Linked DNA regions of Mus musculus: all the other regions are linked to region 1. The links are chromatin loops, found by intact Hi-C in ENCODE. Cell type or tissue: left cerebral cortex. All regions are shown on one strand.

Region 1 (8,000 bases):
ATCTGATCACCATTTCCCACATGGTCAGAGAGAGCAGCCTGGCAGCCAACTTTAAATCATACAGAAAACAAATCTGACAGTTGTTGATTGGATAGTTTTGCTCCCTAATCTGGATTCTGAAAACAGCTTGCCAATGACCCAAGATTTCTGCCCACATCTCTACTTCGGGACAGTACGAGGAAACCTTAGCTCCTGTGGGTCTGGTTCTGTTTCAGTGTCTTCCCGGTGCAGGACACTGTGCTCGAGACAGAACCAGTACCTTTAGACCTTACTGCGCCAAGCTCTACAAAGGAATCCCCTAGCTTGCATTCCATTAAAAACTGGGCTGCCCAGTTCCTTGACCACAGTTCTTTAAGTCAGGGAGAAAGGACTGGAGAGCCACGGCAGCAGCAAGGCTAGGCTGCGACTTCTAACAATAACCATTATAGCCAGATTCACCACCAAGGCATGTGGACAACCCCAAGAAGTTCCCGATAATGGAATCTGCCCTCCTGTTGTGTTGGGACGGCTTCACACACACCTCCCTCCCCGTACTGGTTAATTACAACAGCGTTGGGAACCAGAGTAGGCCAACAGGCCCAAACATTACAGAAATAGGCCAGCCTAACAGCAAGCGACCATTTTAATCACAAATGAAAGCATAAACCACAGCACTGTACTCCCCGAGGTGGCTACAGCGAGCATCAGGTGCATTATTCTTGCTCTGCTGTGCTGTGCAGTGCTGGCCAGCCAGGAGGCGGGGCTTATACAAGCTTCCTCAGACCAGACACCCCATGGCCTCCTTGCAGGATAGACTCAGGGCCCTAGGTTAAGCAGGAGGCAAGCTGGGAACCCTCCCAAGGGGAACTATGCAGACAAGTGGGAACAGCAGTTCCACACATTTTTTTGAGAAAGACTGCTTAGTCACTTAAATATTTACTTTTTAAGACGAAGAAACTTTTGCAACTCCCCCGATAAAACTAGCTTCCTAGGTAAGAGTTTGTTTTGGGGCCCTCAAGTATTCCTGAACACTCACACTCTCACTTCCAAAACCAAGTCTCTAGAAAATACACTAAAAGGACACACACATACACACACACACACAATAAAGACATATTCCCTGAATAGCACATGTGACCAAAACTCAAGTTCACAGATTTATTCAAATGAGCCAACCACCTCTTGGTCACCCAAAATTCAGGGGCCATCACTTTAAGTCCTCATGGTGAAGGCTGAAATCTCGCTTATTTTAGCTCCTTGACACTGGGAAGTCCAATTGGCACCGAGTTTACATAGCAGTTAAACCCAGCCTCAAAACAGCAGGAAAGCACTTTGCTGTCCAGCCAGGACAAGCCGAACAGGAGGCCGCCTGCAAGCACCGCTCTCTTTGGGCCCTTTTCCACCCGCCCTTAGCATTCGCTGGGCAAAGAAACCAAAATTAAGGTTTCAGGTGGTTGGCGGCTGCAGCTTGTTGTTTCTGTTGTTCTCAGAGAGCCAGCCAGTTCCTTGTCAATCAAACAGTTTTCAGAACTGGAGAACCCAGAGTTCCATCCCATAGAAAGTGTGAGGTGACAGGGGGTGGGGGTGGAGGGGGGGAGTACCTGACCCACATCATAAGGACAGAAGGTCTTCAAAGCACTTAATTCCTGGCCATTCCAAAAGGACTGTTTTCAAAGTGTACAAGTGCTTGCTTCTGCCACCGACCCCATGTTGTTAAATAACACTTGTGTGTAATTAAATAAAAGACCCGGTGTGACCCCCAGCCCGTTTTGAGAGCCACTTTAACAGGTCTTCTGAAGACCATACTAGAAATCAAATGTAGGCAGGCTCTTTGGTCCTGTGATTTAGAAAAGAAAGGGAGGGGGTGGGGTGGGTGGAGAAAGTTGCTCTTGGCCTTCATGGCATGCACACATTCTGGAAGGCGGCCTTCAGGAACCCCTCAGAACTACAAAACACAAACACAGGTGTGCAAGCATCCAGTCTTTCCAATGACCCCCCCCCCACACACACACACACACACACTCATTTCAGAATCTTTCTATGACTGAGCATCTGTCTCCAGACTCCTCTCAGCCCACCTCTGTTCCCTGTGTTCCACGTCTGGATTTAGAATCCCAGGCTGCCAGTGGATGTTGTGATAACAAGAACCAGGCTTCCAACTCCCTACTGCAGTCTCTCTCTCTCTCTCCCTCTCTCTCTCTCTCTCTCTCTCTCCCTCCCTCTCTCTCTCGATCAGGTTACCTCCGAAGGTCTATGCTTTCCTATTTAATGCAGTCTGGGCCACAGCACTCCAGCCCAGCCCACTGGAACTCGTGATTTTTAGGGTTTCCCTTGAAACCTATCCAGAAACCACAGCCATTAAAAGAACATGAAGGTTTGACACCTCCTGAATTTAGGAATGAGGGGACTCTAGGGGCCAACTCTACAAACTGGGCACCTGCTGCCTGATGGCAAAGAAACAGTTACCCCCAGCTATGGGTGAGCTTCAAATTAGACTCTTATTTACTTAGTGACTCGTCACCAAAGATCTCAAAGCACGAAATGAAGTGAGATGAAGATGACGTGTAACTTCCTCACCATCTCTCTCCCAGGCTTAAGTCTGGTTTCCTTGCTGTGTCTTGATGCCGTACACCAAGCAGGCCCTGGCCTTCCCTGCCTTCCAGATGGGAAGCCTATATGCTCTGGGGTTTATATATCAGTGGCTCCAAGAGAGTCTTCAGAGGCTGATAAATGAGAAAATGCAAGGGGTGGAGGGTGGGGGGTGGGGTGCCCTCCTGGACTCACCTGCTCTCCGGTCACCTTTAAACCAGTTTAGCACACTGGGTACCACCACTAAGGCTGGCTGCTGAAACTCCCTTTGAGTGTGCCATGTGGGCTGTGGGCTCTCCCCTGAGGGTAAGATTTCCCATCACCATCATCATTACATAGGTACGCACAGGACAGAAAAGGCTGTTATCCAGAAAGCTTGTTTCTCTCTAAGCCTACAAAATGACTTTGAGTTGGATTTTGTTTTGGTTTTGTTTTTGGTTTTTTTGTTGTTATTTTTCTTGTTGCTACCCTAACTTGGATATCTCTCCTCTTTAAATGGAGTTTAAAAAAAAAATCTTACCTTTCCTTCGTACTTCCCGCCCCCCAAAATAAATGCTGTACCGGTTCTGGCAGAAGAACAAACCGAAATTAGAGAGCAGCCAGGCCAAGATGATCTCCATAGGTCCCGCCAGCTCTGCCCTGATTCTCTCTTTAATTACTCCCCAAACAGGCACATTCTTCACATTGCTGCAAACTGACCAGCGACTTCTAACACACTCTCACTCTCTCTCTCTCTTTCCTTCATAACCGCCCCCCCCCCCGGCAGCTGAAGGTGTGTTTTAGACCAAAGAATCCAAAGTTCTCAATGGCACCAGTACCCCCAAGTATTAACAAGGTAGGAACTAACCCAAAAGCAGGAGGAGGAGGAGGAGGAGGAGGTCGGGAAGGAAAAGCAAGAGGAGATAGGAGGAAGAACGTACTCTGGTGCCCAGCAGACTCTAAGCCACTCTCTCCCCAGGTAGGTTCCTCCTGGAGTCTAGGAGTTCAAGTGCATCCAAGCCTGCCCTTCCCCCACACGCCCCAAGAGAATGGGAAGTTCAGCCAAGACTCACTCGCAGCACCTGCCTCCAGCGCTAGGCCGGCTGCGAGCGGCGCGGCGGGGGAGGGAGGCTGCACTCACCTGGCACACAAAGCCTCCGTACACCTCAGGAGGAAGGAGGCACTCGGAGGTCCGGGGGCCACCACGCCGGGCAGCGCGACAACGGGAGATTCCAGTGGCAGCGGAGCCCCGAACTTACCCACCCCAGGCGGCATTCTCCCCACCTCCCGCTGCCCCCCGGGCTCGGCGGTGGCGCAGGCTAGGAGCGAGGGGCCTGGCGGCAGGGGCGGGGCGCGCATGGTGGCGGCCCGGGGCTGGCGATCTGCGGGCTGCCCCGGGGAGGGAGGTCCCCCAGGCGCGGCGGGGATTCACCCACGGGGCGCGGCGCTGCGTCCCGGTCCCCGTCCCGGCCTGCCCGCCTCTCTCCTCCTCCTGCGCCGCCCGCTCGCCCGCCCGCCCGCCCGGAATCGCTTTATGTAAATGAAGCTCAACTCGCAGTTTGCAGCGCGCACCGCCCGAGGAAGGGGGGCGGGCGGGGCGGGGGGCCTTCGGGGATCCACATTACACAGCAACAAAGCGGAAGGTTAATTTGAAACTCACAGCCCCGCAGCCTCTCGGCTCCCCGGGCAAAGCCTGACATCTACAGTCGCGCTGGGCGCAGGCCGGGCTGCTCGCGGTGGCCGCGCCCGCGCGCCTGCGGGGACCTGGGGACATAGACGCACAAACACACAGGAGCAGGGCCGGAGCTGCCGGGCCCGGGCTCCCAGCACCAGCCTTGGAGGCGGCCTGGGCCGCACTCGCCTGGGGACAGGAGCCTTGGCTGCCCTGGCCTGCACCAACCCAGGAACCGGCCCGGCAGGAACAAAGCCGCGTCCCCGCGAGGCACTGACCGCACCGCTCATCAAAAGTCAAAGGCCGGCCTGGAAGAAACGGACGCGCCTTCGGCCACCCCCAGTCTCTCCCCCAAAAGAGAAGAACAAGCAGTCGGGGCCTCCGAACCCTGATCCATCAGTCTCTGGGCCCTGTCCACGTCAGAGCCAGGCCACTCTAACATGGGGACTTTAGCCAATGTGGACAGGAATTTATTTGAAACACACACCCATCCTATTAACTGCTTCACAGAGCACTTCTGTTTTTCAGCTGCAGAAACTTACGAAAACATCCCCTACTCACTCACTCTCCATTGAGAGTTTAAGGACAGTTTCTAAGGAGAGGGGGAGAAGAGGAGAGCAAGAAACGACTAGAAAAGGCCAAGCAGCCTGGAACCACCCGCTGTCAGGATCAGGAGACTGCCCTTAGGAGCCACAGAGCATTTCAGACAGGGCAAGAAAGGTGGCCCGGCTCAAGACGATTCTACCACCAGGATCAAACCCAACGGGGCTACCTCGGCTGGTCACAGCGACAGCTGGGCACTTCTAGGTCTCCCAAGGTTCACCTTTGGCGTTCTGTTATGCAAAGGCAGGCCCCCTTGAAATCTCACCGGAAGGCTCCAGTCCTCTCAGACAGAATTCCACCCTCCTCCTAAATCTAGTCTTCATTCCCAGCATAGAAAGACACCTGCTTTTTCTCTTTCTGAAAACCAGCCACCCAGGCTGCCCCCGGCAGCCGCGAGTCTTTTCCTACTGCACAATAATGAACCATGCAAGTGTTAGAAATATAATAAGCTCACCCGGCGAAGAGCAGAATGTATGGAATCGTATTTGCATTAAACACACACTAACAGGGAGGAAAGGGGGAGGCTTGCTTGGTGAAAACTACAGGGCCCCAATGTAGGAAGCATTTTGGTACAATAGAATTCGGTTTCAAATCGATGTAAATACCTAACCTGTTGGGCGCAGTCTGTTACCCTGTCTATATTTTAGCACAAGAAAAAAAAAAAAGATTGCAATCGCCGTCTCCCTTCCCCCACCCCAAGCTAGGACCTTGGGAGAAAAGAGCTGCCTCTGGGGAATCATGTCTGATTAGGGACAAAGGAGGGCAGAGGCCAAATTTAGTCAAACTTGGGGAAGGGGGAGAGCAGGTCTGGGGGGGTTGGGGGAGGATGGGTTTTTGAGCCAGAGTATGGCCTCCATAGACCTGCTTCAGGCTGCCTGACCTCGGGCTCAAGAACAGGTGGTGTTTTCAAAACACACTGTTATTTATGTTAGCCACACGAGTCAGGAACACCTTAAAGAAAACCAATTAATAATTTAATTGAAAAAGTGGCAATGAATAATGCATAAAGACGAGGAGATAGGCAAGGTGGGGGGGGGGAGAATCTCCTCTCAGAAGATGACCCCCCCCTCCAGAAATCTCTTTGGGAAAACAGAGATTCCAGACCCTCAGCCCTCACCTGGAAGCTACAGGCTGAAGATGCAAAGCCAACAGGAAACTGCTTTCCACTCCTGGAAAACTGAATTTTGCAGCTTCCTCATGAGTTTTATTCACGGGACAGCCTCAGAATCTTGTAAGGAGGTGAGTATAGGTGGGGGCATGGGATACACATTTTGACAAAATGAAAGCTAGAAAGGGAAAAAAAAACACCCCACAAGACAGGATCTAAAGTAATGAGAGATCCTGAGGAGGGGGTGGCAGTAGAGGGCCTCTGCCTTGATCCTGCCTCTGTCCCAGGCCCTGGGTCAGGCCTTCTACACCTCAGAAGCCTGACAAGCAGAAAAAAGAATGACCCTGATCCCCTTTCTTTATCTCAACCCTGCAATAACTACATGCATGACGAGGCCTACTCAAGCCTGTCTTTGTTTAGACAAAAATTTAACTTGGAGAGCCACAGGCAGGTAACCTACAGCCTGGAGACCGTCGTGAACAGGATGGACTGTGAAAAAAAAAAAAAGCTGGGGTGCTCCTGCCTCGGGGGTAACTCATTTCCATCCAACCAAAACAAGAGGGAATTCACAAGGCCCACGCTCACATAATGAAACCGTCAATTTCTCCGAAATCCACGTTGCCAATTCTGTCCCCAGACTCAGGACAGGGCAGCTGTCTGATGTTAAACCCAGGCCTGCCCAGCACTGACAGCCTGATATTCTGGGGCAGCACCCAGGACGCAAGGACAAAATAGAGCCACCGCCAGAAAAGGCAGGCCCCTTCACGGGTTTCTCACCGCCCTTTCCTTCCCTGGCCTCAGCTCCCTCACTCGCTCGCTCGCTCGCTCGGCTAGAAAGCCTCACTGACAGCCAAAGGATAAATATTTAAAAATAAACCAGGGAATGCTAGCCCCTTCTCTTCTCCTCCCCTTACCCATTCTCCGAGCCAGAGGTCTGCCCACGAACGCTTGAACGCTTAGCTGGCTGATAAATGACACCTCTCCAACCCAGCCAAACCTGCTTCCCCACCCCCAGACTCGCTCCCCCACCCCCACCCCCAGTGCTGTGTCTTCTCAAGTCCCAAAAGCTAAAAGTATGATCCCTGAGTGAAGATCCAGAGGATGTCAGCATGCCAGCCCCTCTTCAGAGCACCACTGGGGCTAGGTAGATGTATGTCATTCTTCCAGATCATTCTGGTTTTATTATACTGATTTTAAAACTTTGTGCTTAAATCCTCTGGAGGCTAAAACCTCGGATGGGGTGGGGGGCACAGACATACACAGACATGCCCTCCTTCTCCCTGCCAATAAATACATTCAGAACTGAATTTTGCTCTATGGCCTGAGCTCATCCCACCAATACAAGGTAGTTTTATTTAGAGGCTAGGCATCTGCTGGGGGCCCAGGCCCCCTGGATCAGGTCTAGTATACAGATCCACCTCCAGGCAGCTCAGCCACTGAAGGCTGGGGCACTGGGGACCTCGGCACAAATGTTTTGTTTCGCATCTCTGACAAGAACCTCAAGGCCTTCGTGGATCGCTGTGGTGCTAATTCCACAGATGAATTTTTACCCGATCCTAGTGGAAGGCATCTGGTTTATCCACCTGCCTTTCCCAACTCAGTCTGCCCCTAACCCTGTCAATCAGACACACCACAGAGGCCCAGATGAGTCTTCTTTTAAACCTGTGATTCAAAAAGAGTTTTCCCCCAAAATATTTCTGAGTGGCAAAGCCCAGGTCTCAAGGAAGCAAAAACCACAGAGACTGTCTTAAATGAGCCTTACATGTTAGGCAAATAGGTCATCAAGCTCTCTCTTCCTTTTTCTTTTTTGGAAACAAATACATATATATTTTGTTTTTATTTCCTGAAAGGGCAAAGAGAAGTTGCCATGCAAGACTTTTATACCCAGGGGGATTTTTACATTTGTGTTTCTAAACCTTGAAATTGAGGATTTTAATGACAAGGCAGACAGATGCTTAAAGACAGCATCACAGTCAAGGTCTGCATGCTGCAGGAGAGAGAGCGTGGTGCTTTGTTTGGGCGGGGGGGGGGGGGGGTGAACTTCCCATCTTGTTCCTGGGCCGTCCCCCA
Region 2 (8,000 bases), 750 kb before region 1:
AGAGCTCCAGGTTCACAAGAGACCCTGCCCCAGAGGGTAAGGTAGAGAGGTCTTGAGAAAGATATCCACCGTCAACTTTGGGCCTCCACACATAGTATATGTGTTCTTATGCACACACACTAGGGAGCACATGTGTGAACACACATACACACACACCTTATACATACACACATGCAAAAATATACCCTTGTGTTGCATATCTACATAGGTCCCTAAGAGAAAAGAGAAATCTCTCTCTCTCCCCCCTTCTCTCCCTCGCTCCTTTTTCCCCTCCAGCTTTTTAAAAGGCCAGCCTAGAAAGTCGACAAACATCCTCAGCTGTTTCCTTCCACGTCGTGATCTAAAGTCATCCCTTAAAAGTTAAAAGTGTTACTGTTGAATTCACTTGGTGTGCGCGCTTTTATTTATTGTCTTAATTGCATTCCTTCTCAGAAGTAATTTGTTAGTATAGGACAAAAGTCCAAAAAAAAAAAAAAAAAAAAAAAAAAAAGAAGACATCGACAGCCAGCCATTTCCTCCCGGTGGGGTTCCATTCTGAGGGAAGAAGAGAACTGGTGCACAGTGATGTCTGTTTAAGGATGCTAACAGCAGAACTTCTCAGACACAGCAATGAGCAAGTTACTCCAGGAGAAATAACCCACAGCTTCAAAAGCCTTTGGTTAAGCCATTACGCAATTACAGATGCAAGAGGGTGTGAGTGCTACAGGAGTGGAGGAAGCCGATTCTATAGTACGGACACAGGCCACCCTATTTTAGGACCATCTGAGTTTTATAAAATAACTTCTGGATGTTCATGCTTTAGATCTATAAGCAGCGGCCAAGTTTTAGATGATGATTTGTTTAATAACATGAAGAATAACTTGTTAGACCCTATTTGCTAAGGTTAAAAAGATTGGATATACCACTTCTGGGTGTACACCCAGACAAACCAGCCAGCAATACCTGTTCCTTCATGGCTACTGAAGCATGATTCACGCTAGTCAGCTGACAGAGCAACCATCGATGGATGAATTGATAAAGACAATGTATAGTATATATATATATATATATATATATATATATATATATATATGTATATATATATGTGTGTGTGTGTGTGTGTGTGTGTGTGTGTGTGTGTGTGTATTCTAGAGTACCATTCAGCTGTAAAGGAGAATAAAATCATGCTTTCAGAAGTAAGTTGGGATGAGTTTATCACATTAACGGAAATAAGCCAGACCTGGAAAGACAGATATTGAGCATTTTCTTGCATGTGCCAGGTCTAGATTTTTAAACAAGTCATCAAAGCGAAGTGAACAATTTAGGAAGAGGGTGGGGACTAATTCAGGGTGAAAAGCTAGAGAGGATAGTGAGCAGGTGATAAGATAAACACGTATTACACGTGTGCATGAAAATGTCACCGTGAGACCCGCTAATTTGCATAATTAATATGCGCTAATGAGAACACTGTTGTTAGAGAGAGCACTTGAAGAGTTTTGACATTGCCTATATTCTATTATTCCTCTATCTTTGGGGAAAATATCATAGATTGATAGCTATTATGAAGACTTTTTTTAACCCTTTGTTATGCTCTCTGGGGATGGGAACTGATTTTACATTAGCCTTAAAAAAAAAGACAAAGAATTATACACAGACACCGCAAAACCCCCAAAGCCTTCTGTTGAATGCAAAGCCAAACATCTGTGTCACCCCTGGTTGTACTCAAAGAGCACAGAGCCTCTCACCATCACACACTAACTGCTACCCCCCCCCCATGCTGCCAGGTGGTTCAATATTTTTAATTCCGCGTGTCATTCTAATGTCCCCGAGTGGGAGAGAGTATATGGTGTCAGGTATAGTAATTACCAAGGCCTCTCTTTTATTTGGTAAAAAGCTAGCCAAATATTTTCATTTTATAGTCCGAGGTCTCTTGGAGCCCTTGAAAAATAATGGCCGGTAGTTCTGCAAGTTCATTAAGCGATTCCCTCAAGGCTGGGGAGCGTGCATTGTCTGGCCTGCTGTTTTACATATCGTGCCGGGTTTTTAAGTATTCCCTTACCTGGTTTTGTTTCAACATCTATATTTAAAGGTCTTCATTACTTCCTAATTATCTATGCTCCTGTCCTTTATTTTTTCTTGTTAAAGACTAATTTAAAAGAGCAGTGCAGTCTCTCTGCCACTCAGTCTCCATTAATTTCTCTCCCCCTTTTATTTATTAGTCCGGCTAATGCTCCGCCTCCCCAGTCCAGGCCTTGCCTCTAACCTTCTTAGTGGCATTAACTCATTTATTTGGCTTCCTCTTCTGCTCTTTTCTTTCTTTCTTTCCTCGATGAGCCTTAGAAAAGCCTGCATTCACTCTACCCTCTTCCCCACCCCCCCTCATCCTTTATTTCTGTGGCGGGCTTTCTTCCACCTTCAGATCTTTCCAGCATCCTTTGTCAAGCCGCTCCTTGCATTTTTCATTCAAGACATCCTGGGCTTTGTGGCTTAACTGTGACTAGAAAACTTTGTGCCCTTGCCTGGCGTGCTTTCTGGGCTTCTTAATTCCGCCCAAATTGGATTTCTAAAAACCCCAGAGTTGGTGCGAGTTCCTTCATGTTTCCAATACAGAGATCAGGGCATTCACCTGGACAGCGCATCTCCTGGTCAACAGCATCAAAGATCGCTTTCAGGCAGGAGGGACATGGGATCCAGGCAAATCATTGCTCATGCCTGGGGCAGGATATGGACTCTCTTACACCCAAATGGATCCTCTACCATTAAGTGAAATAGTGGTCCAGACTGTTGACCTTAAACCTAGTTTTCTGGGCTGGGAACAGGCCAGTGAAAGGCACAAGGCCTCCTGTCCGAGGGTGATGCCAGGGAGTACAGATCACAACTTGAGTTCCTCTTAGTCTGTGACTGAGGGAGCAAGTTTAGATGCATCAACCCACTGGTTTCCTGTTGACAGCGTATAGACATTGGGGACCTTAGGACAGCTGCCCTACCATCTGCAGCAGCCATGAAGGCATGCTCTCCAGGTGTGAGGAGAGCACCTGCCACAGAGCTGCAGTTAGCTGACAACTCCCCGCCCCGCCCCTCCGGCTGAGAGTGACCCCCCCTGGCTGGGAGCATCTTCAGAGCTGCCGCGGAAGATGGGTCCATACACCGGTGGTACCAGGGCTCATTCTGGCAGTACAAGGTGCCTCTGTGGGAGAGCGCTGTACCATGTTTCCCTGTTGTAATGTGCTGCAGTTGAAGCGCCCCCCTCTCCTTTTACAGATGCTGGGCCCGTGTAACAGAATGAAGGCTCTTCCCGCTGTCCCATTCCTCGGACCTCTGCCTCTTGCTTCAGATGTCACCCTTCAGATGTCATTCCAGCATCCTGCTTCCTGAAGCACCTGAGCTGATAGAGCTGAGTCTCCCTTTAACCTTGTTAGCCCTCTTCTACCTCCCCCGTCCCGTCTGTCCTGCCTGGCACAAACTCGGCCGTGTGAGAGTTCGCGTTGCTTTACGGAGAACTCAAATGCTGTGTAGGCAACTCCAGACTAAATAAAAATGGAATTAGGGGTCACCTCCAGTTTGGGATTATGTTTACCATTACCCTCATTCATTAATGTGTCTAATTCATCTTACTACAGTTTGATGAAATTGGACAGTTCCCAGGAAGAGAGCTTGTACTTAAACCGGAGCATCACTAGGTGATGCTGCAGCCCCACAGAAAGGCTGCAGTGGGGCTACGCTTGGTCAGAGCCGGCGGCTGGGGGGTTCTACCTTTCTCTGGCTGGGTATGGATGTCAAGTCTGTACTCCATTCCAGAATTCTACTCATCTCCAGATAAGGGGATTCAGGCCTCTAGAAGACCATACTAAATCAGTCTCCACCTCTCCCTTAGAGCTCGTGGATGTGTGTGTGTGTGTGTGTGTGTGTGTGTGTGAGAGAGAGAGAGAGAGAGAGAGAGAGAGAGAGAGAGAGAGACAGACAGACAGACAGACAGACAGACAGATACAGATACAGACAGACAGACAGACAGAAGGAAAGAGAAAGACTGGGGAGAAAGCACAGGAGAAAGAATTTTTGAAAACCCTTGGATTGACTCAGAAACAGACTCTGCAAGTGTTTATCACTCACCCCATACTTCTGGATGGACAGAACATTGAAAGTTCAACAGTATCTTTACCCTTTGCTTCTGGATATGGGAGAAAGATCAACACAAGGGATATTGACACCGCAGGCTCTGTCTAGACTCCCCCAAGAAGAAGCATGTTCAAGCATCGCTTGTGTAAGAGAACACGGAGACAGAGCACAGGGTACCTGGACTGCTCATCTGCTGAGCTTCCCATCATCTCTGCTGAATACAGAACAGGAAGGTCCCTGGCCAGGCTTCTGGCTTCAGTGCTGGCATCTTTGATGCTGCCGCCTTACTTTGCACTTGCAGTCAGCAATCTGCAAGCATAACACCTGTCTTGCAATTCCTCATAGGAAAGCTGCTGAGTGGGACTAAAACTTTAACCTTACACTTCACCTCATGCCCATCGGTGACAGCCATCCATGCACACACTCTGCTTAGAGCAGCTGCATCGACACATTGATGGATCTGTGCTTTAAGAAGAATTTCTTTTCTTATACAGGAAATAACTCCTTGGTGGTATAGAAAATGTGTTCGTATTAGCCGGGCCAAATTCATTCATGCTTCCATTAAGGAATCTCTATAGCTACTAGCCCAATCTTTACATTCTTTAAAACTACTGTTCTAGTTTGTCTTGCCCCTATTCTTCATGAATAGCAGGTCGGAGTTCCCCATAAGACTTCTGGCTCAGTATCTCACAGGGAGACATTAGGATGTCAGTATAATTCCTTTTTAAAGAAAGCTTTGGGTTGGGGCAGTGGCTCAATCAGTAAAGTATTTGCTGCGCAAGTATGAAAGCCCATGCTTGACTCCACAGCATCTCTGTAAACATCAGGCACGGTGGTATGTGTCTGTAATTCCAACACCAGGGAGGCAGAGACAGACAGCATGGTCCTGGGAGCCTGCTACCCAGCCAGTCTATCTAGATAGGTGAGCTCCAGTTTCCTAGAGAGATTCTATCTCAAAACAAAAACAAAAACAAAAACCAAAAAACCAAAAAACCAAAACTGTTTGGAGACCAACTGAGATGCCTGCCATTGTTCTTTGGCACACCTGGACACTTGCGTAGGTATGTGTCCGTGCACACACATACCCACAGACAGCCATAGTATCACTAGCCTGCTCGATGGTCTACGGGCAGCACTTGCCAAATTTAGTTGGTTTTAAGGATGCAGAATCACCTGGAGATTCTGACTCTGCTGGTCTGAGACACACTAGCGATCCATATTTTACACTAGTAGTAGCCTATGGCTCTCACAGCTAGGCAAGGGCAGGAGACACTGCCTTGCTTTACATAATGGGTTCTGGCCACAGAGCTGCATGCGATTGTAACCAGGCTTAGCAGAAGCCACGAGCAAAAAGAGAGTGTGGAGATTTTGAGAGAGAGAGAGAGAGAGAGAGAGAGAGATTGAGAGAGAGAGCTCCATCTGTGAGTCATGGGGTGACCTCACCAGGTAATTGGGCACCCAGGGTCACTGCAGCCACCTGGAAGCTTCTGATAGAGAAAGCTTTGGGGAATCTTTTATTAACATATTTAATATGCCTGACTAAGGGGAAAACATACACAAAGCTAGGAGGCCTTGTTAGCAAGCCATCCCTGCATAATTCTTGGCCAGGAAATAATGACTTCTCTCCCAGGAAAGGTTTAGTTTAACCCTTAGCTTGCCTTTTTCCAGGGGCAAGCCAGTGGACATGTATAACCCTTCCTAGGTTAGTAGACGGGTAGGGATGGGCAAGGGCTGTCCCCGGGGTCTTTTTGGAAGTGCCCAGTGGAAGTACAAGTCACAGAAAGCATCATTATGGAGCAGGGTTATGGCTTCCATGAGAGAGCAGTCTTCCATGTTACGCCCCAGGCTGCCTCCTCCTCTATTGGGGTCAGCTTTGAGGACCTTTGGGGACCCCCACAGAATTGACCCATGACAAGAAATCTCTCTGCCTCGTGGTTATGGCTGAGAGGTGACAGCAGCTCTTTTGCTGCTGAGCATTGAGTAAGATGAAGTGCAGAGGCTTAGTGGGCAGCAGAAATCAGAACCATGTGTCTCTGAGAGTGGGGTGGAAACTCAGAGCTGTGGCTTTTCCAGACTGCCTTGGTCGCTCTGCCTCGGCTCCACAACACACACACCTGCACACCAGACCTAGGTAGGTATGATGCTAACTTGCCCCTCTCCCCAACAAAGTTGGCCCATCCCCCCATGGGAAATGTTTTGTTTGGTGGCAATAGCTAAGAGAAAATAGAACACTCTCTCCTTGTTTACAGACGAATCATTCTGCATCAGAGGTGACTTGTTTTCCACCCTTGCAAGAGTCTGACGGGGGCTTTTCCTTTCTTTTCCTTCTCTTCCTTCATTTCATTTCTTTTTTTTTTCTTTTGCCTTTTTCATAAATAAATATTTTAACTGGAAATTTCCAAGTGTATGACAGGCCTAGAATGTGAACTTGAATGTACTGTAATAGAAATCATCAGTTGCCATGGCGACCTGTTCCAAGAGCAGAGTCACGTGAGCGGAGAGCGCTCAGTAATACTAACACATCAGAGAGCGAGGCCACTTAACCTCAATCGCTTCCAGCTATTGTGCAGAATGCAATTGAATTTATTCCTAATTTCTGCCAGTGCCAAGGAACAAAATTTCCCTGCAGATTTTAATCTTACTCAGGCAGTGCCAGCCGGCGCTCAGACGCTGTTCAACACCAATATTCAACCCGGCTACTCGCCCACTTTACAGCTCCATTTTCTTATTCTTATCTGCAATAATAGCTTCCCTCTGCCTGCTGGATCCCGCACATCCCCCTGCCCTGGGGAGAACTGCCCTTCTCCTTCCCACGTGGCCGTGCGGTTTTCTCTGACTCTGGCTGCTAATGCAAGAAACACAGCCTTTATAATAATACCAATAAAAAAAAAAAAGACAGCAATAGTCGCCCCACCCCACCCCCACCCCTTTCCCCTAAACCTGTTGTGAAATACAATTTCTGTCAGCTTTTGACTGTGCTTTGGAATAGCACAATTAACAGCCCCATCATAATGAGGCAAAGCCCATGGGGTCAGTGAATAATGGAATCAAAGGGTGAGTTTTCAGTCTCCATCACAGTCACCTCCCTCCCGGCCCCCCAACCAGGGGAGCAGCCCAGACGCCCAGGAGGTACAGCCGCCTATCACAGAACACTCATTTCGAGAGCTTATCAGCTTCCATGAAGGCTGATAAATCAGAGTGTCTCATACGGACAGTCTCAAGTTAGCCGTGTCATCGATCCCTCCTCCCCTTTTAAGCTATTTGTCTTATTCACTTCCAAAGATGGTATCAGAGATGCCAAATGAGCCTTTGTTTTCCGTGCTCTTGGGCAGCCTAGGGTGAGTTGCCCGTCTTGCTGCAGGGACGGGGGAAATCGTTCTTCCGGGTTTAGTCCTTTGTTTCCAGCCCAAGGTCACCTCTGGCCCCTTGGTTCAGGTGTTGTCAGCAGTCTGTCTGTGTTCAGAGGCAGGAGGCGGAGTCCTCCTAGCTGACAGTCTTTGCATGGCCCTAGCCCTCCAGTGACCTTCCTCTTTTATGGATGCTACTTTAAAAAAGATGTAAAACCTGCTGGAATAACTAAATGGAGTCTAGGTAGAGTCCAGCTCTCAGAGAGTCCATGTTGAAGGTCACGCAAAAGGAACCTTAAAAATAGGGAAATTATTGGATATCTTTTTTTTTTTGGGGGGGGGGAGGAAAAAAAAAGGTAGTTTCTGTGGTGGCTTGCATTAGTGGGTGGGTGTCTCTAAATGGCTGAGGAAGACATCATTGCAAATGCCTTTCTCAGCCAGTACCTGACCATTGTTCTAACACTGTGGTGGGACAGGGAATGTGATGCAAGCCCAGGGGAGGCATAATGGCCCTGTGGAATTAGGATAGGTGGCTGTCAGGGGTTCTGGCTCTACATA
Region 3 (8,000 bases), 470 kb before region 1:
GATCCCCAGTAGGTTCTGTTATTTTTATATTTGTGTATGTTTTATACAAGCACAGAATTATACTTACTACAAAGGTTAGTTGGTAGAGATATTAATACATTTTCTAATATATTATTATTATTATTATTATTATTATTATTATTATTATTTTGTAGCTATTATCATAACAATTTTCCTTTGAGATCTTCCTTTCCCCCCAGACCTTGAAATGTAGTCCTGGCTGGCCTGGGAGTCCACTGAAGACCAGGTTGATTTTGAACTTGTAATCCCCTTGCCTCTACCTCCCATGTTGTGGGAGTACAGGCCTGTGCCATCATCCTGGCTAGCTTTCACTCTTTACCCTTTCTTCCTTATTATTCATTTGTGAACAGTCTGAGGGAGCCCAACATGGTGGAGACATTTTTATAAGGTAGGAGAATAGCTATAGTCCAAGATGGCCCTGCCAAACTTCAGAGTATTCCCAGAAGAAAAAAAAAAAGCAAAAATTATAAAATATAGATTTGAAAAATGTTTAAGAAGTTCTTTTTATATATTTAAAAGTCATGAAAGACTGGCATGTTAGCCTTTAGAAACATAACATTATCATACAATGCCTCACTGTATTTTTAAAAACTGCATTAAGAAGTTAATTTGATCATTGTACAAATACTACCATTAGCTTTCATGTGCTTTGCAATACATGATGGCGTTTCTGATTAAGGCCTCTTGATTTCAACACCCATGCTGGAAGTCTGAGGAAAGGAAACAAAGTCGCCATGTCCTAAAGCAAGGAGATCTGTAGGTGGATTGGGGAGGTGTGAGGGAGGGGGAAGAGGTACCATCACAGGGATGAAAAAGGAAACCTGTTCAAACCTTCCCAAGCAATTCAAGTTCTGTGTGGCTTTATAGTACCTTCACATGAACTCGTATGGATGGCATGAGCAGAGTGGACAGAGAAAACAAATAAGGGATCCAAAGAAATGTGCCCAGTGTGAGAAATCCCATTTCTTTTTCCGATGTGTGCAGGTCGTCTCTAACCATCGTTTCTCTGTCTATTAAAATCTACGTGTTATGGAAGTTGAATGACTTTAAGTGGGAATACAGAATTTTTTTTTACTTTAAGCATATATCTTTTTTCTATTTTAAAACTAATTTTGAAATAGTTTTAAAAATCATTTTACACACAATCTATTCTTTCCCTGACTTGTCATGCCTGTACATAAAATTTAAGGCAAATATCATGTTTTAGTTTATTTTAAACAAAGTATGGAGATACTGATATACTTAGTCTAGAATAGTACAAAAACCAATGAGTTCTAAAGTTACAAGGGACTTTGCTGTCCCAGGTCCTTCTTGCAGTGGGCTGGCTTTTGTAGCGTGTTCCCGAATCTGGGTTTCAGACCTTTCATTAAGTGGAGGTACTGTTTCTCTCTGTTGTAGTACTGGAGAGCGTGGCTGGCTGCTCACTTGATGTTACTATCACTAGAACACTCCAGGAAGTCCATGGGAGCTAAGACAACTTTGTATCTCATTTCTTATTCACACGGCCCATCTCTGACTCAAGATGTACACAGTGCAACACTTGTTCCAACCAACACTAAGAAGGAAATCTCCTGCTCACTGGCATTTCACCTTCAAAGCGGCTGGCCAGCTAGCTAGGTGTATGCTCTTTGGATAGCTCAGGCATTCGGAGAGTAGGTCCTATCTGGGTCATTCAAGTGATGGCCTTGAAATGCACCCGTTTCTTCCCTTTACAGGGATGACAAGGAGAATTTGCAAGGCGAAAACTCCCTAAAAAACGGCCCTTTGCTTATGGTCCACTCTCTCGGTCCTTTATGGTTTGTTTTGGTTTGGTTTCCCACGCACCAGAGTGTGTCTTCATCTCTCACCTCGAAGTCCTTTGTCTTAAGGCCTCTGCTACCACAAACAGGTTGAATCCTGTTACCAGTGGTGTTAAGCAACCTACATGTCCTTAACCTGAAAATTCTTCACTACAGTCACACCTTCAACAGTCATGTGAACACAGACTCTTTGGAGTATTTTTCTATCTAATCTCGAGACGTGCCCTGACCCCACGAAATTTACCCTCAAAGGCTAGAGCCCTGGCTAAAACAATTAGGGGTAATTACTGAAAATACACAGTCTGTCATGAATTGAACCTTATCAAATGACCAGTTGGTACATTCTCATTGCCAGTTTTGAGCATCTCTTCTGCTGCCAAGGCATTGGGATCTCTCACTTTGTTCATTTCAAATCTGCTGATCTCCCAGAAGCAGGGCCCATGAAAAACTGAATGACCCTGATGACGCACTCTGTCTCGGATTCTCTCTCTGTCTCTTTGTTTCTTTCTCTTTCTGTCTCTCTGTCTCCCCCCCCCCCACCCCAATCTACTTATCTCCTTCTCCCCCTTACCCACCCTCTATGTTCATGAGTATAAAGAAATGATTGTTTCTGTAGCTTTAGGTCTGAATGCTTGTCACTCCATTTGCAATAATTCAATTTATCCTCTTCAGCTGCACTCCTTGCTTCCTTCAAATCTCCATGCAGGCAAGCTTGGCTAATAAATTTTGATTAATGTAGCCGAATATAGACTCCCACCTCGAGCCCCCTTTCCTTGGTATACTACCATCGGGCTGGTTAAAGAGAGAAGGAAATAAGAATACAGTCAGAGGGAAGGAATGGAGACGGGGTAAAATAGTAATAAAAAATAATTATATAAAAATGCTAAAGATACCACATCTGTCTTTTTGCTTAGCCCACTGAGCTTGGCAGTTCCAGACTTAAGCCATTGTCCATGTTTTAGCAGATATGGAAATGGGAAAGGAGAAGAGGATGTTTATGGGCAATTATTAAATAGTGCAGAAAAAAAACAGAGTCTTTATTACAGTGGTAAGGGAGAGAGGAACGGAGAGAAATTTCTTTCCACAGATTTGCCTTTGTGATCTGGAAGGTGCTGTTCCCCTGCTTACACTCTGTTACCCTGGCAACACACTCCTGTAAAATAAAGATTATTAAAGCGCATATGATTATTTTGCTGCTGAGTGAATAAGACAAGCCGCTTCTGAAATGCCTTATCAGAGAAATTCAATTTTAGACCAAATTGTGTTTTTGCCTCCTTCTGGTTCTCCCTCCCCCCGCCCCCCACTTCAAATAAAACCATCATCCCCGCAGTTACCACGCGACAGTTACCACACGACACTTTGTTACTTATTCACACCCTCGGTATTTCCAGCTTTCTTTTAATTTCAGGAAAGCCTCACCCCCATTTTCATTATTGTCCTCCCCCCGCCCTCAAGCGGACTACCACTGTTTGCAAATCAGAATTGGAAAGTAATGTGGCTAGGCTTTGATTTGATTATTTAGGACTTGTAAAAAATATCGGGTTCTGTACCACACATAAATGCTTATATTATACACCCAATAAGCAATATTTCACTGAAGAACGGCGTAGAAAGTGAAGATGAGGCATGTGGTGGTCCTTTAAAGGTTGCAGATGCAACTGCTCCAGTCACCCACAACAGCCAGGCTTAGTGTCCTGGGCTCAGTGTCCTAGTGACGGCGTCCTAAGGTGTGCAGTTACTGCAAAGACGGGCAGCTTCACAGCTGCAATGGCTGCCCGGTGTACCTTTGTTGTCTGTTACCTCTGTATTTGCTATTCAGTCAGTGATGATGACAGAGAGTTATGAGGAGGGCAGAGATTATTCAACAGACTCCATAGGCTCTTTTAATATTCTCCTGATGAGATAGTAACATCAACTTTGCTAGAGCTGCCATGTGATTTTTTTTTTTCCTAGAAGCTGTACCTTTGAGTCTCTTCAGGGTCCAAGTGTAAGTCAGTAGTGATAGAAAAAAAAATAAGAAAAGGGGAAAAGGAAAGAAAGAGAGGAGGAAGGGAGGGGGAGGAAAGGAAGAGAGAGAGAGAGAGAGAGAGAGAGAGAGAGAGAGAGAGAGAGAGAAATTGGTACCTGTAAGCTTGTATCATTTCCATACAGTATGAAAAAAAAAAAAAAGAAACCATTTAAAAATGTTAAATATAACAATTAAATCAGCATGGAAGGAGAGGTGGGAATGATGGAGTCTGTTCAGAAAAAAAAAAAAAAAAGACTCCAGTTGAGGCTGTACAGAGTAGATCCATAGCCTGTCTGTGAAACCTGCTGAGAGACATGGGTGCACAGAAACAGCACCAGGCGACCTGTATCCTACACGGCCAGGCAGTGGGCAGCTGAGATGGATGTCACTGCCTTCACCAGGACTGTTCATGGGACACGTCCTTACTGCTAGAAGGCACTGGCATGTAACGGGATACTGCCGTGTCTCACCACATACATGCACACACACATCCTTGCAAAAACACGTGCAGCAGCGTCTGGTGTTGATATTCTAGTCCCACGTAATTGCTTTCCTTTATTTTGTTGACATTCATTTTCAAGCCTGACTCAGAACCACCACTAGGAAAGTAAGCAGGTAGGGCCTTGGTTGTCAATTTATTTATTTTTTTTTATTTCACTAACTGCAAATCTGTGCTTGTTTGCAAGAAACTTACGGCATTTGGTACTTAGCAGTGCTAGAAATCCCAAGAACAAGTAGGATGTTGTATCAGTTTCTTTGATGAAGCAAACCATACATCCTATTATTCACTGTATGTGGGTGAGCTACCACCACCAGGAAGCTCACTCCTGGCTGTAATTCACTCCCAGCACTGCCCAGAAGGTGTCACCACAGCCTCATTGGCTTCAAGGATTTGGGGACAAGTGGGGAGTAGGAGGCAAAGGGAGAAAAACAGACACAAAGAAGGGGAAAAAAAGTGTTCACGCAGACAAAGGAAAACAAGACAATGTGCCAGGCAATAAAACTCCCAGAGAAACCCAGACATTCGCCCAACCTAACAGTGTGACTTGCCCAGAGGAGAGTGGCCCTCCGTTTGTTGGTGAAGGCAGGAAGTGGGAGAATGGAGGCAGAGGCTGATCCACGCAGGCATTTTGTGGAGAGTAAACAACACGTGGTGAACACTAAGCCTGGTCCAAGATGCCCATCTAACCTGCTCACCTGGCTTTCACCTGTGGTGGTGGTTCGGTGCTGGACCATACAAAGGGGACCTAACAGCTGCGAAGCCATGCTAGGAAGAGTCAGACGACATAGAACACAGTCTTTTTTTTTTTTTTTTACTGCGGAAGCCACACAAATTAACTCCAAATTACTGCTACAGTCAGACAAGGAGAAGCTTCGAGGCACAGAACTTGTTGCTGTAGTTCATCTTGCTTGAGGTGGTGGCTTCACTCATCTACTAGTTGCTAAAAGCCACCCCGTTTACAGCACGACAGCTTTTAATCTCTGCTCTCTCCCCCAGCAGCCCCCCCCCCACCGTAGTTTAATTAAAAGACAATGAACCTTTTAAAGTAGTCAGACGGAAAATATAAAATTGCCCTGTTCTATCAAAGCTTAAGACATTCTCGTTCTCAGAACATGAGAGGAATTCAAAGTAGCTCACTTGGTGGTTTATTACGCCATGGTCCCTCTGTGCCATTCTTTATCAGGGCTCTTGGAATAGCTATTTGAAACCAGAAAGGCGGGTCAACCTCAGACTGATAAATAGTCAAAATTACAAACAAGCAAGCAAGTAAAAACAGCCGCATGCGATCAACATGGTGTAGTCTCTAGGTCATTGTGTGTGATATTTATTTCTAGAATGTCACTATACATCGAAATTGCCCCTATGTGTTAACTTACAGGAGTCTAAAATAGGTAGCCTTTCTGACTTAATATATTCTCAGTTTAAGAGTACAGGAGCTATAAGAAGATTTAAAAATAGTAAATGTTATTGGATGATAGGTGGGTATGGATACTTAGCCTTCTTCTAACTCCACAGCCTAAATCTATTAATTTTGGCAAAGGGCACCGAGACACATCCGTGTGATTTGAAATGTTTCATGGGAGTCTTTAAGCATGAAGATCCCGTCTAATCTTTCCAGACATTAAGATGCTTCATCCCGAAGACCCCTTCATAGCAAATTGTAAGCTGTTCTGTTTTATGCGCTCTGACAGGATGAAGGGCTGAGCTGGCCCTAGAGGGATAGGAGACGGACAGAGTCTGAGGAGTTCAAACTTGAGATTTCCAATAAAGCACCTCCTACAATTAGAAGACAGCTATGGCAGCGTATTATTAGATAGTTGCAGGGCACGAAGAACTACTTTCTTCTTCTCACCTTAACACGGCCCTAAAATGCCCGCCGGAATCCGGCTTCGGCAGTCCGTCCTCCCAGATGAGCACCCAGGTTCTTACGGTCGGTCACCTACTTGAGTGCTGCACGGCACACCTCATTCCTGTTCTCTGCTACCTTCATCCTTGATTTCTTACAGATTCAAATCTGCTTGGTACTCCTCCCCAGCCATCCTTACCCAGCATCCTTGAGTTCAAGTTTCTCGAATGGGTTAAAGACTTCTACTTTTTCTCTTTCTTTTGGGTCTACCAATCTCCAAAAAGGAAATTCTTACTGAATAAGAATTGTTGTTTTCAGATGTCTATTATGAAAATCCTACTTCCAAAGTGTTAGAGGATGCCAAACCATCAATTAATGTAATGTCAACACTTATTTTCCTGGAATGAGGCTTGTGTTCTATTCTTTGAATCATAAAATAGATTTCCCTTTAGAACATACAATTATAATAGTATATTTTACTTTTTTATGTATTTATTTATTTATTTGGTTTTTTGAGACAGGGTTTCTCTGTATAGCTTTGGCTGTCCTGGAATTCACTTTGTAGACCAGGCTGGCCTCGAACTCAGAAATCTGCCTGTCTCTGCCTCCCGAGTGCTGGGATTAAAGGCGTGTGCCATCACGCCCGGCATATTTTACTTTTTTAAAGTCCCTGAGAACTAGTTCTCGTGGTATCAGAAGGCTCCACACAGGCTTCCAAGCAACTGATAGCCCTACCCTGCTCTATGGCTCCAAACTAAAACAATGACCGCCATGGCACAATTTGCAATAGGGGCACACACAACTTGGTGATAACCAACAGCTGTCAAATTGGACTTAAGATCCTCTCAACATGAAGAAACCCACGCCTGGTACTGGAGACCTAGCCAGCTCCCCAAGGCTGATAAAGTCACTAATCTGCGAGGAGAACCTAAAACCCACCACTTAAATATAGCCACATATATAAGCCATATAAATATATGGCCAAGGATATAACTCAGAGGATATAAATCAGCATAATCAATAACTACATCCTAAATCTCTATCCTTTTATGCATATCTTAGTCTCATCTCTCATCAAAGAAGCATTTCCTTGCAACAGTCAGACATGACTGCAGAAAGTCACAACTACATAAAATGCAGAGAGCAAGTGAGCACGGGCTGCCCAGTCCCAACCCATCCATCTACACCAGCAAAGATGAGAGGAAAGATGGCTCCTGATCAAGATGAACCAGGAAAGATGAGAGAAAAGGTAGTCATGAGCCAGATTACCATAAGTTTGCTGTGAGATTTTACTATTAGGAATACCAGAGAAGATAAACCCAGGAAATCTCATCAGCACGGATACCTAAACAAACTCTGAACAAGGACAACGTCGATAGACACGACCAAGAGAAGGAGAAATCTCATTAGGCCTCAGTCTAGTCAAAGGACTGCAGTTAACTAAGGGATGATGAGAACTGGAGAAACCACAGATCAGTGATCCAACACTGTGTGGCCATCTCTGAAATCATGTACGTACAAGTAACACTATGGGGACTGAGCAGGTTGTATTTGTATATTTAGGGATGTATAGGCATATATATGTATATGTATGTGTATGTATATGATGTATATGTATATATACACATAAACACACATAGAGAGCATGTATTTGAGAGAGAACAAGAGGGGTATAAGGGAATGGTTGGAGCAAGGAAAGACAAGGGGAATGATGTAATTATATTTTAAGTTAAAAAATAATTCAATAAAAAGTTCTCCAAGCTGTATAATTTTAAATATAAGCCTGTGAAAATAACCTTATAGAATTAAAGTAATGAAATGAAA

What was found. Hi-C counts contacts between places; a loop is a spot of excess contacts. Peaks named below come from ENCODE experiments on the same cell type or tissue, not always from the same donor. Only the 100,000 strongest peaks of a DNase experiment are listed, where the experiment ranks them.
Region 2: a loop joins it to region 1, with 2.0 times the contacts of the local background. A loop is called at or near these places in 2 of 42 quality-filtered maps.
Region 3: a loop joins it to region 1, with 4 times the contacts of the local background. A loop is called at or near these places in 4 of 42 quality-filtered maps.

What each region holds. Positions count from the first base shown.
Region 1 is chr8:108,711,019-108,719,018 of GRCm38, reverse strand. Zfhx3 (zinc finger homeobox 3) reads right to left here and starts at 4,375. Exons shown (of 10, transcript NM_007496.2): 1 at 3,689-4,375. In left cerebral cortex, a CTCF peak has its summit at 4,273; DNase peaks (open chromatin) are centred at 2,094, 3,709, 4,289, 5,006 and 1 more place; H3K4me3 peaks cover 1,498 bases; H3K27ac peaks cover 937 bases.
Region 2 is chr8:109,463,392-109,471,391 of GRCm38, reverse strand. It overlaps Gm39246 (a long non-coding RNA gene), which reads left to right. Exons shown (of 2, transcript XR_879182.3): 2 at 3,241-3,532. It also overlaps a transcript of Pmfbp1 not described here. Among named protein-coding and RNA genes, the nearest start is that of Gm35145, 6.2 kb to the right of the region's middle. In left cerebral cortex, a CTCF peak has its summit at 3,658; DNase peaks (open chromatin) are centred at 6,165, 6,643, 7,273, 7,494 and 3 more places; H3K4me3 peaks cover 508 bases; H3K27ac peaks cover 1,853 bases.
Region 3 is chr8:109,182,778-109,190,777 of GRCm38, reverse strand. All of the region lies in intron 5 of D030068K23Rik (RIKEN cDNA D030068K23 gene), which reads right to left. All of the region lies in intron 1 of 4922502B01Rik (RIKEN cDNA 4922502B01 gene), which reads left to right. Among named protein-coding and RNA genes, the nearest start is that of 4922502B01Rik, 63 kb to the left of the region's middle. In left cerebral cortex, a CTCF peak has its summit at 4,684 (motif pointing right); a DNase peak (open chromatin) is centred at 4,686; H3K4me3 peaks cover 369 bases.